Regions from separate parts of the Homo sapiens genome. Here regions 1 and 3 are each linked to region 2. Evidence: chromatin contacts called from ENCODE Hi-C or POLR2A ChIA-PET data. All regions are on one chromosome and are shown on one strand. Each heading gives the region's core, a stretch centred on a gene start or an enhancer-like site at or near the end of the contact. The rest is flanking DNA. Distances are from core to core; before and after follow the strand shown. Region 1 holds the start of ABHD12 (abhydrolase domain containing 12, lysophospholipase). Region 2 holds the start of CST3 (cystatin C). Region 3 holds the start of APMAP (adipocyte plasma membrane associated protein).

The links. A loop is a pair of places that touch in the nucleus more often than their neighbours do. ChIA-PET counts read pairs that join two places held with the same protein, here RNA polymerase II (POLR2A). Pooled maps may share reads with other maps.
Region 1: a pooled map shows a loop between it and region 2 (4-fold over the local background). The contact joins the promoter of ABHD12 here to the promoter of CST3 in region 2. A Hi-C loop is called at or near these places in 7 of 50 pooled maps. POLR2A ChIA-PET finds 5 or more read pairs at or near these places in 2 of 52 experiments (HepG2 and PC-9).
Region 3: a loop to region 2 is called in a map of gastrocnemius medialis, with 6 times the contacts of the local background. The contact joins the promoter of APMAP here to the promoter of CST3 in region 2. A Hi-C loop is called at or near these places in 2 of 168 maps with a recorded cell type or tissue (ascending aorta and gastrocnemius medialis) and 9 of 50 pooled maps.

What each region holds. Positions count from the first base shown.
Region 1 is chr20:25,389,008-25,393,004 of GRCh38, forward strand. It overlaps ABHD12 (abhydrolase domain containing 12, lysophospholipase), which reads right to left and starts at 1,828. Exons shown (of 13, transcript NM_001042472.3): 1 at 1,506-1,828. The coding sequence starts at 1,696. RefSeq lists silencers at 918-1,077, 1,248-1,407, 1,448-1,497, 1,538-1,957.
Region 2 is chr20:23,635,655-23,639,558 of GRCh38, forward strand. CST3 (cystatin C) reads right to left here and starts at 2,301. Exons shown (of 3, transcript NM_000099.4): 1 at 1,966-2,301. The coding sequence starts at 2,208. RefSeq lists silencers at 1,836-2,085, 2,116-2,455.
Region 3 is chr20:24,991,128-24,995,063 of GRCh38, forward strand. It overlaps APMAP (adipocyte plasma membrane associated protein), which reads right to left and starts at 1,624. Exons shown (of 9, transcript NM_020531.3): 1 at 1,467-1,624. The coding sequence starts at 1,561. RefSeq lists enhancers at 1,177-1,677, 1,236-1,295, 1,316-1,395, 1,526-1,765, 1,678-2,178.

The DNA.
Region 1 (3,997 bases), core at 578-3,077, 1.8 Mb after region 2:
GTTGGTCAAGCTGGTCTCGAACTCCTGACCTCTGATAATCTGCCCGCCTCGGTCTCCCAGAGTGCTGGCATTACAGGCGTGAGCCACCGCGCCCGGCAATTTGATTTTTTCGAAGGAAGAATTTTCCAATTTATCTAAGCGTTATGCCATGTCTGTTAATAAAATTGTATTAAAGTTAAATCATGAGTTTTTAATGCAGATAAATCTTTCCATAGCAAAGAGAACAGATTAGTTTCACAAAAGATATTGATCAGATGCTACATAATTTTACACATAAAGACACAAAACTATCAGTCTCCGCCCTTCTGTCAAACCATCGACTTAGAAGTGTCTATAGTTTAATTTCATGATTTTTTTAAGCAATGAAGTTGAAATTCTACTTTTCCTTAGGAGCGATACGCATATTTTACACTCAAGTGGCCAGCGTCAACTAAGGGCATTCCAGATGGTCAAAAAAGAAGTGCCTCTGCTACAACGCCTGAGATCATCATATAGTAACTTCTTCAAACCACCACGAAGTAGCAAGGCTTCAAAGCTGTCAGGAATGCTACGTTCTACAACAGCCAGATAATTAGGAAACCAGCAGATGGGAGGAGAAATCTGTCCCTATGAAACACGTTCCCATCTCAGTTTTGAAAGTGGCTTTATATAAACGCATTCATCTTCTACCCAATAACCCAAAGGTTATTGAACGCCAATAACCAAACGACTCAGGACTGCGAGATGATTCCCAAGGAGGCGAACTTGTGCGGACAGATTTCAAGTACCACGAACCATCACCAGCAGAGCGAAGGGCAGGTTTCCCTCCGACGGCTGCGATGCTCCGAGTCCCTCCTTCCCCTAGCACCCCGCCGCCCACTGAGCCCTTCCCCAAAGGTCCCCGAGTTCTGAGCGACGCACGCCCCCGACCCTAGTTACCGGGGAGAGCCGCCGAGGGCCCAAGGCGCCAGTAAGGCTCCGCGCACGCAGCCCAGCCCGAGGGGCGCCCGCCCGGGCGCTCGGTGTGGGGCCTGATGCAGAGCAGGAGGAGGAGGTCCGAGTGGGCCCCAGCGCTCTCAGGGTCTGGCGCCGGCCCCTCTGCCTCCCGCCTCTGCTGTGCCTGGCGTCCAGGGATCTTCCAAGGACTCCCCACCCCCTACCCTGCTCTCCCACGCGGGGTCATGACTTCGGGCGGCGCCAAGCCCCCAGCGTAAGGGTCCCCCCGGCTTCCCCGGGAAAGGGTCGGGGTGCAAGGCTAGGCCAGGAGTGCCTGGCGAGAGGGCCGGAGCAGGACACAGGGGGTCAGCGGCAGGGCAGGGCGCTCCCGCCGCGGTGCCTGGGGAAGGGAGCGGGGGTGGGGCTGCCGCGGGCCAAATGCGGGACACAGGCGCGGACGGGGGCGGCCGCGGATCGGGCGGACGGCCACTCTGGGAGGGGCTGGGAGGTACCGCGGCCCCCTGCGGGACGCACCTGCGCAAAGTGAGGGACCGGCCCCCCCCCCCCCCCCGCTCCGCGCGAAGCCTCACCTGCCCAGCGCCCGCTTCATTCCCGCGTCGGCTGCGCAGCGCGGCTCAGCCGCCGCCGGGCCCGTCAGGCGTAGGTTCTGCTTCAGGCGGCAGTCGGCGTCCAGCGCCGCGGCGGCCGAGCCGGAGGAGGACGAGCCCGCGGCGGCGCAGCGCTCATGCTCCAAGGCGACGGGCTCGGTCCGCTTCCTCATCCCGCGGCCGACAGGGCCAGCCGCCGACGGCGCCCGCTGGCCTGCGCCGCAGTGCCGCCGCTCACAGCCGCCGCCACCCAGAGCCCGGAGCCCGGAACCCGCCGCTCCTCACATCCCAGCCCAGGCCGCTGCGCCGGCTACGAACCAGCGGCGGGGGCCCGCCAGCCAGGCCGGCCAATCAGCGCCGGGCTCCCGCCGGCTCTGCCCTACCCCCCTCCCCCGGCCCCGCCCCGGCCACCTCCTCTCTAGTTCCAAGGAGCGCGCGCCCAGCATCCCTGGCGCCACCCGCAGCCATTTTGTGGGAGGGTGGGCGAAGCTGCAGCGGCGCGTCATCTGCAGGGCAGGGCTCTGGGCTCCATCCGCAGGCTGCAGCTGTGCTCGCCCGGGCGCTCGGTGTGAGGAGCACCCGCTCCCGGTCGTGCCCGAAAGGGGTGGCCCAGCGAGGCAGAGCCGCAGCGCTGGGCTCCTCGTGCTTCTGTGAACGGAAAACCAGAGGTAGCAAATAGCAGTTCCGTTCTCGTGATTCTTAATTCTTTTTCCACAAGGACATTACCTTTAAAAGTATGCTTTCCGGTCGTCAGTTTTTAATTTGAAGTAAATGTATATACTCAGTGTTTACTTTTGGGCCGAACATCAGGAAATGAACTGCTTGAAAAATTTACTTTTTAAAAACCTGTGTTAGATTTTAGATTTTTATAAAGCAATTAAGACTACCTGATGGGAGGAAAATCCATTTCAAAGATAAATTCGCCCTTATGAAACCCAAATTTAGTACTAATTCAACCCATCCTAGAAAGAGAAAAGGAAAGAATAAAGGGCTGTTTCACAAATTTAGTTTTATAACTTTGGCTTTCTTCAATATGGCATTAGTTTTACAGATGATCTATAACAAAGAGAGATATTTGCTTATTCCAAAGTAACGTTAGAAATTTCAGCATTTGTCACTTTGAAAACTATTGGCAATTGATAAAGGTCAATTGGAAATGCGTTTAGAAATTCAACAGCTTTTTATATTAGTTTTTTCTTTTTTTTTTTTTTTTTTTTTGAGACGGAGTCTCGCTCTCGCCCAGGCTGGAGTGCAGTGGCGCGATCTCGGCTCACTGCAAACTCCGCCTCCCAGGTTCACGCCAGTCTCCTGCCTCAGCCTCCCAAGTAGCTGGGACTACAGGCGCCGGCTACCATGCCCGGCTAATTTTTTTGTATTTTTAGTAGAGACAGGGTTTCACTGTGTAGCCAGGATGGTCTCGATCTCTCGATCCCGTGATCCGCCCGCCTCGGCCTCCCAAAGTGCTGGGATTACAGGCATGAGCCACCGCGCCCGGCTGCTTTTTAAATTAGTTTTGTAATGATACTTTGAAATTGCAAAATAATTTATTGACCATATTACTAAGTGTTACAGCCTGCATTCATAATTGTGTCAATATCTCCAGATATACTTTTTAAAAACATTATGGGCCGAGCTCAGTGGCTCATGCCTGTAATCTCAGCACTTTGGGAGGCGGAGGTGGGTGGATCATTTAAGCACAGGAGATGGAGGCCAGATCAGCCTGGCCAGCATGGTGAAACTCCGTCTCTACTAAAAATACAAAAATTAGCCGGGTGTGGTGGCACAAGCCTGGGTGACAGAGCAAGACTCTGTTTAAAAAAAAAAAAAAAAAAAAGGCTGGGCGAGGTGTCTCACGCCTGTGAGCCCAGCACTTTGGGAGGCCGAGGCGGGCGGATCACGAGGTCAGGAGATTGAGGCTATCCTGGCCAATGTAGTGAAACCCCGTCTCTACTAAAAACACAAAAATTAGCCAGGTATGGTGGCACAACCCTATAATCCCAGCTAATTGGGAGGCTGAGGCAGGAGAATCGCTTGAACTTGGGAGGCGGAGGTTGCAGTGAGCTGAGATCACACCATTGCACCCCAGTCTTGGGGACAAAAGCAAACTTCTGTCTCAAAAAAAAAAAAAAAAATTAGCTGGGCATGGTGGCGCGTGCCTGTATTCCCAGCTACTTGGGAAGCTGAGGCAGGAGAATCGCTTGAACCAGGGAGTCGGAGGTTGTGGTGAGCCGAAATTGTGCCACTGCACTCCAGCCTGGCGACAGAGGGAGACTCCTCTCAAAAACAAACAAACAAAAAAATTAGCTGGGTGTGGTGGCGCACGCCTGTAATCCCATCTACTTGGGAGGCTGAGGCAGGAGAATTGCTTGAACCCGGGATGCTGGGATTCGGAGGTTGCAGTGAGCCGAGATTGCACCACTGCACTCTAGCCTGGGTGACAGAGCAGGACTCCATCTCAAAATAAACAAACAAAC
Region 2 (3,904 bases), core at 1,051-3,550:
AGGAAGGTTCTCATGTGATGATGAAATTTCGGCAAACTTCCAGTTCCTGGCATTCAGTCCACAGAGCATCTCATTCCTGCCATTTAACCCAGAGGTATTTTTCCTCATTTCTCACTAGGAGATGAGATGCTCACATACATTGATGTTTTAGGCCAATAAACATTGCTTCCCACGTGCTTCCATTCCAGGTGTGATTTTCAAGGCAATATTTCTAAAGTGAGTCACACACCTGCATGTCTTAGGGTTGCAACTTCAGAAGAGAACTGAATGCTTTCCCTGCACAGTGCCGCCCCAAAACATGACTTGTCAGAACTGTGGAGAAGCATGGGATGAGGGACCCTGGGACCAGGGTGCTAGACCTTGCCCTGTGGAACCACACACAAGTCCTGTAGAAGCACAAGCAAGGCCTGTGATCCCTCTGGTGTCAGTCTGCTCCTCTGTAAAATAGGCTCCAGGGCCCAACGATCTACAATGCCCCATGCTTCACTCCCAGTGAGAGAGAGGTGCAGGCCAGCGGGGACCCTACACCAGGGAATGGCCCTCCTGTGCAGGGAGAGGGCCCCAGCTGACGGCTGCGGGAGAAACGCGGCTGGTCTGGACTCCTCTGAATTTCCAAGAGAAGGTGGAGGAGCTCTAAAGTCTGTGTCACTGTTCGCTGCTCTGCCATGGGATGCAGGTCAAGCTGGGCCTGGTAGCCCTACTGAAGCTCCCTCCCGATCCGACCCCCTACTCCGGTCTGCTGGGTGTCTTCATCTGGCTGAGGTCTAACTCTGCATCAGCTGATAGAGGCAGGGTCAGGCATGCTCCACCCCAGCAGGGACTCAGCTGCCCTGGGATGTAGGGGGTGGTCAGCCGGCCTGAGGGTGAAGGCCGCTAGTCCTAGGGGACTGTGCCCAGGGGTGTGACTTGGGGAGGGAAGCAGGGCTCTGCAGGACAAGGTGCCAGGCTCACGTGTGGCCCCTGCGGAGAGTATTCTGGGAGGAGGATGAGCCGCATGGCCTAGATCTCATCTTGAGCAGCATCAAGCCCACCCAGAGTCAGCATAGTCTCCATCCACACCTGCTAGACCCTGGGAAATGGCACGGTCGTGGCACAGACCCAGCTGCTGCTGCAGGTTAAAAGAGGCCGAGGGGACAGGACAGGGCTGAACTCATGCACTCATGGCCCAGGAGCGTCCTAGGGCACGAAGGCCGTCAACAGACAGGGAAAGCTGAATGAGTCTGAGCATTAGATCATGAATGTGTCAGTGCTGATTTTCAAAATGGAATAGTGATTATGTGCGATATTGCCCTTGTTTTTAGGAAAAACACACTGAAGTGTTTACTTTCAAAAGATTCAGGCAAAAAATGCATATACAGTACATATACACACACCCATATTCACATTCGGAAAGTGAGCTGGGGGGAACAAACAGGGCAAAATGTTAACATCTGTGCTAACATCTGAGGGATCTGGGTGAAAGATCTACAGGGATGCCCTGTGCTATTTTGCAGCTGCTCTGTAAGTCTGAAATTACGGGAGAATAAAAAGTTAAAAGAAACAAAAGTGCTTAAAAATTATTTGGTGGAAGAACAAGGAGGCAGCCAGATGAGGGGCTCTGTTTTTCCTTCTCCTGCGTATTCAGCAGCGCACCCGGAGCCCAGCGTCCCAGGAGGTCGGGACAGAGCTGTGTGGGACGTCCTGTGCCTGCCCCCGCGCTGCGGCGCAGCTCGAGCTGGCTCCTGGAAGCTGATCTTAGGCGCCGGGCGCGGACCTGACGTGTCCGTGCGGTTCCAGGCCAGGCCAGACTCAGGGCATTCCCGGACACGCCCGCCAAGGGCTCGGGGGTGACAGCGAAGACCGGGAACAGGGTCCGGGTGAGAAGCCCAGGCGCCGGAGAGGAGCAGCACGGGGTCCGGGAGCAGCGCGGGGGGAGGCTGGGACGGCGGGGCCGGGGCTTCGGACCCTGCGGGGGGCGGCACGCACCTGCTTGCGGGCGCGCACCACCTGCAGCGCGCGGCTGTGGTACATGTCGTTGCTGGCTTTGTTGTACTCGCCGACGGCAAAGTCCAGTGCACGCCGCACACCCTCCTCCTCCACGCTGGCGTCCATGGGGCCTCCCACTAGGCGCGGCGGCTTGCCGGGACTGGAGCCGGCCGCGGGGCTCACGGCCAGGGCCACGGCCAGGATGGCCAGCAGGAGCAGCGGGGCGCGCAGGGGCCCGGCCATGGTCGGCTAGGACGCGGGACGCGGGGAGTGGGGCGCAGGCGAGAGGCTGGAGCTAGATAGAGAGGACCCGCTGCGATACCGAGGCGAGGCCGTGAGCCCCGCGAGGCCGGCGACTGCGGTTTTATCCCTTCCGGCCTTCGCCGCCCCACCCCACCGCGGCCTGCACTCCCTTTTCCGGAACGCCTCGTCCCTCCCACCTCCCTTCTCCCTCCCCGCCTCCCCTGCCTCTCCCCGCCTCCCCTGCCTCTCCCCGCCTCCAGGTCCCTCCCTATCAGTCTCCTCCCATCCCAGCCTCCCCTGCCCCTCCAGGCTTCCCTGTCCTTCCCCATCCATCCCCTTCCCTCCCCTCCCAGCCCCTCCCGGCCTCTCCTCTCCCTTCCCGCCTCCCCTCTCCCTCCCCTCCTCCCCTGGCCCCCCAGTCTCCCTGGCCTTCCCTATCCATTCCCATCCATCCCCTCCCCTCCCCTCCCCCTCCTCTCCTACTGTCTTCCAGCCTCCCCTGCCTCTCCTATCCTCCCCATTCCTCCCCATCCATCCGACCATTCCCACCTCCCCACTTCGGGCCCCTCCATGCCGCCACTCTTCAGGCTCCTTCTCCTCTGTCCCTTTCCCCTTTCAACCCCCAGACACCGCCTCCCATGCCCCTCATCTCCCTCCTCCACTCCTGTCCTTGCTCCCACTTCGCCCCCACCCCAGCTCGGCCCCTCTTCATCGCCCCTCCCTCGTCCCGCCCCTCCTCTGTCTTCCCTTCCTACCCATTCCTGGCCTCTCCCTGTCCCTGTCCCTCCTATCCTCTTCTTTCCCCTCTTCTCACCCCACTCCTGGCCCCTCTTCCCCCACCCCTTCCACACCTATGCCCCCCTTCTACCCACTCCACCCCCTCAGCTCCATCTCTTCCCAAAGACCTGTCCCTCCTCCCAAGCTTAGGTCACCCTGCCCTCCAGAGAGGTGTCAAGGCCCCCTGGGCCCTAAAAGCATACGACCCCCTAGCTTCATTTCCTCAGAAAAGGGAAAGATAGAGGTCTCGGCCTTCCGGAGTCTTCAGAGGTCCTGAGTATCCGTGAGCATTTGGTCAAGGTCTAGAAATCACTAAGGCAGAGGTGTGATTCCAGAGGCCACAGGAGACTCAGGCCATGCCCTGTGCTAGGGAACTTTTCAAACAGAAGAATTAACCTTTATTTGAGTAAAAAACTCTGGGTTCTCCTTTCACAACTCATTATTCAGTAAACAGACTTTTCACCAGCTTCCCCCTGCACCAGGTAGTCTAGGAGCTAGAGACGGAGCCTGGGTGACCGAGCCATGGACACTACATTGCAGGGCTGCTGCCAGACAGAAATGTGACACGAACCCAGGAGCAATTTAAAACTTTCTGGGAGACACATTTCAAAAAGTAAAAAAGAAACAGGTGAAGGTAATGTTTATAATATTTCTTACTTAACCTAATATATCCAAAATATTATTTCAACACATAAGAAGAATCATTAATAACATAGGTTATTTTATTTTGGGTGTGTGTACTGAGTCTTTGAAATTCCCTGTGTATGTGGGTGTCAATTGTACTGGCCCCATTTCAAGCACCCTGTGGCCACATGTGGCTGGTGGCTGTGGCACTGCACAGCCCAGCATTAGGGTGTGTGGGAGGATGGCGAATAGTGATCAATAATTAATATCAGGAAATTAGTCTCTCTGTTGGAAG
Region 3 (3,936 bases), core at 374-2,873, 1.4 Mb after region 2:
CCTAACCGGTGCCCTCAGGGGCTGTAGGCCCTGGTTTTCAACACACTGCACCTAATGACAAACTCAGGCCACTGCTCTTCCATTTCTCAGGTAAAAATGCCTTGTTTTCAAGATTTCTGTAGGAAAGTGTTGCCAATTCTTGCATGTCCATTCTAAATGGCTCCTCAATCATCAACAGATGATTAATTCACAATATTCACAGTAAGTAGGGTGATCAGATTGTCCCAGTTTGCCCAGGTTTAGCACTGAAAGTTCTACATCCTTGGAAACCCCAGTCCAGGGCAACGCAGGATGGTTGGTCAGGATATATGGGAGCATCTTCCCGATCTTTTCACTGGCCCAAGGAGTCAACTATCACCGCAAAGTCTTCTCTCTAAATTGCCTCTCTAGAGCCTAAATGCTCCTTCCTGCCATCGCTCTCCTTCAAATGTGTTCCTCTTATCATCAGTCAATAAACTCAGTCTACAGGGGCAAAAACTGCCTCTCATTCATATGTACCCCACCACCTCTTGGCACACTACTGATGAACAAATATTTCCAGTATTTCTATCAAATATAAGTCAATCAGTCCCACAACTTCAAGCTTGGTCTATGGGGCCTCTTGATTCTCCCTGAAACTTAAAAGTTATGAAATTCAGGACACAGAATTGAAAAGTGAATTTTAAGTATCTTATATTGAAATCTATGCTTACGAATCATGATTCAGTTTTTAGCTAACAAAACACAGCATTCTTATATTCTGAAAGATGGGAGAGGAGGCAAAGGGCAAAACCTGATATTTCTTAGGTGTCAACAACTACAGTTTCCTATGTTTCTCCATCCCTATCAGGAAAAACTGCCAGGCTGAATTCTCACAAAAATTGCCTACAATGTCACTACTGTTCTCCACTCTTTCCAAGAACCGCGGTGAGGACTGGTCACGCAGCGTGAGGGGGGCAGGTGCAGAAGAGCAAGTGTAGAAGCCATCTCTTCGCCGGATAACGAGGCAGGACCCCAGCATCTCGTGGGACCTCCTCCCTTCGGGAAATTGCGAGCGGGGAACCAGGAACACGCAGGGCCCCGGCCAAGTAGCTGTGCTCAGGGGGATCATTTAAGCCAAAGGAAGGACAGCGCGAGGGGAGCGAGGGAAAGGCGAGGAAGCAACCGCTATGCAGGGTGGGGCAGGAGTGAGGGAGGGAAGGCAAAGGAGCGGCGCGAGGCGGTCTCGGGTCCGGAGAGCCGAGGACAACGCGGCGACTGGGCGCAGGGTGCACCCGAACCTGAAAGACCTGGCAGGTACATCCGCCTTGTCGGAGCCTGCTTCCTCGGAAAAATGAGTTTTTCTTGGGGATGAAACGAGAGGACTCTGACAACGCGCTCGGCACCGCATCCCCAGGTTACTGTTACTGCCGTCGCCGCTGTCCAAGAGGGTCGCCCTCCACTCCTAGCGGCCCGGCTCCAGCGCCCAGTCTGGGAGTCCGCCCTACCTGCCGTCCTTAGCCTCCGGGGCCTGGCCATCATCGTCTGTGACGACCTGCGGCCGCAGGGGCCGGCGCTGTCGCAGCCCGTCCGCCTCGCTCATGGTACGGGCGCCAGCCTCACCCGCAGAAACCACCTCACACTGAGCGGCGCCGGCTCAGACTCCAGGCCCGCCCTCCCCCGTACGCGGAAATGACGTTGCGCCCAGGGACCATTCCGCAGCGTTCTCCCCGCCCCTTCCGGCCTCATGGGCGGGAGGTCCCCGGCGCGTCGTTGCTCGGCGCTCTGAGGCTAATTCTGACCGCCCGGAAGTGGGGCTCGGAACCCGCTCAGAGATAGCACCGGGAGCTGCCGGGGTCCCCGCCTGTCTCGGACTCCGGGGCCCAGAACGCGAGTGGTTCAACCTCGGGCTCGTCTAGCCCAGTGCCTGCGCATGCCGCCTTCGTCTCACGTTTCTGAGGACGGGGATGCTCATGACGCACTTGGGAATTGCTAGCACGAGATGTTGGCCACTTTTATCGTTGGAGAGGATAGCGCTGTTTATTCAGTGTCAGCGACCCTGCTCTTACAGGCAGCGTCAAAAATAATGCATTCACACCCTTGGAACGAAGTCACCTCTGCCTGAAAATTACATCCTTCCCCGACTCAGCCGGTTAAGGGGAAAACTTGGGCTAGAAAATGTTTCCCTCTGGTTAAGGCCAGATGTTGAGTATTAAATCTTTTTGTGACGATTACAACAGACATTTGATAAAGTTTATTAAGTTTTGATAAAGTTTATTAAGTTTTGATAAAGTTTATTAAGGATTACCCTTAAGTAAAGTCCAGGTAGAAGTAGAAATTATCACTAACAAAGTTTAAGAAAGCATAGAGAGGCATTGTTCTTTCAACAGTATTGCAGGAAACCAGAAATGTTCCCAGGTGCTGGGAGACGATGGTGGGCAAATCACAGACAAGGCCCCTCCTTATAGAAATTAAACTAGTGGGAAAGATGACTTTAATCAGATCATCATCATAAAATAGACGTAAAATTATCAAACGTAATAATTGCTTCAAAAGGGAAGAGCTGAATCTTGTGAGAGCATTTGAGATTCAAAGAGGAATCGAATCTGGAGGAAGTGACAGGCAGAAGAAATCAAAGCCCGTTACCAGTGGCACGAGGAATTATCTCTGGAAAAGCCATGTTCAAAATGCAGTGTTAAGAAATAATTTCCTCTTGGAGGCTTTTACCTTTTTAAATGCTAGATGGCACTAGAATTCCATGTGAATGCTTTTTATTTATTCATTCAAAGAGCGGAAGAACCAGCTTGAGGGAAGTGGAGAGCTGTGCAAATCCAGTTCTCCAGAGATCCCAGGTAATAATTCAGGCCTCGACAACATTTTACTTCATTCTGTGTCATTGAGAATAGCCAATACAGCTATTAAATCAGGGATAGTGTTAACAAAGTACTGTATGATCTCACGCCTTCCTGCCTGTCTGGACTATCCCTCTTGCTCCCCACCCCCCATTTCAGACATTCAGGATGGCTTAACATGTCTAATCTCATGCCTGGCTGCCTTTGTCCTTGAGGTTCCTTCTTCCTGTGATACACTCTCCTTCACCTCCACTTGGCCAATTATTTTTATCATTCAGGACCCACTTCAAGTATCCTTGCTGAAAATTCTTCTCCCAGTTTCCCAAGCAGAACATCTTCCTCTTTGTCTTCAAGGCACTTTAAACATGTCCCAGCCATAACATTGAACTCACTGCATTGGAGCTATTTGTGTTCCATGCCCAGTGTTAAAGCCCACGCACTGCAAACACCCAGGGACACATTCAGAAGAAAAATAATGGCAGTAAGTTGGGTTTACTGAACTTGCTGCAGCAAAGAAATGCACCAGAGGACCGGTGAGGTTCCTCAAAATGGGGGAGTCATGGGAGACTCCTTGTGGGGTTTGGGGGCTGGAGTTAGTCCATCGATAGTCTTGCCCAGGGTTGGTCAGAATCCGTTAACAACGGGAGTCACTGGAGGAACCGTGGCCTTAGCTCTGGGACATGTAAGTCCATTCGGAGTTATCAGGAGGTCAGCTCGTGGGCTTATCATGAAGCACGTAGGTAGTTGGTGTTACAGTGGTCTGAGCTAGATCATTTGTGCTGCATAGCACGGGTTCAGTACAGTTTTTCTGTTTTCAAGTCACGGTGAAGCACGCTTTGCTTGTTGTATTTGTTTCAGTTATCAGTTCTCCCACCCCACCTTCCAACCAGACCGACTTTGTTTCTCATCGTGCTGATGCCAGTTGTTGGCAGAGGAATGGGACCACTATGATTAATTTGATCAGGTTTCTCAGCACCACTGATATTTTGGGCCAGATAATTCTGTTAGGAGGCGGAGGGGGGCCTCTCCTGTGCGCTGGTGTTTCAGCAGCATCCCTGGGCTTCCCCCACTAGATGGCAGTAGCATCCCACCTAGTCGTGATGATAAAAAATGTTGCCAGACATTG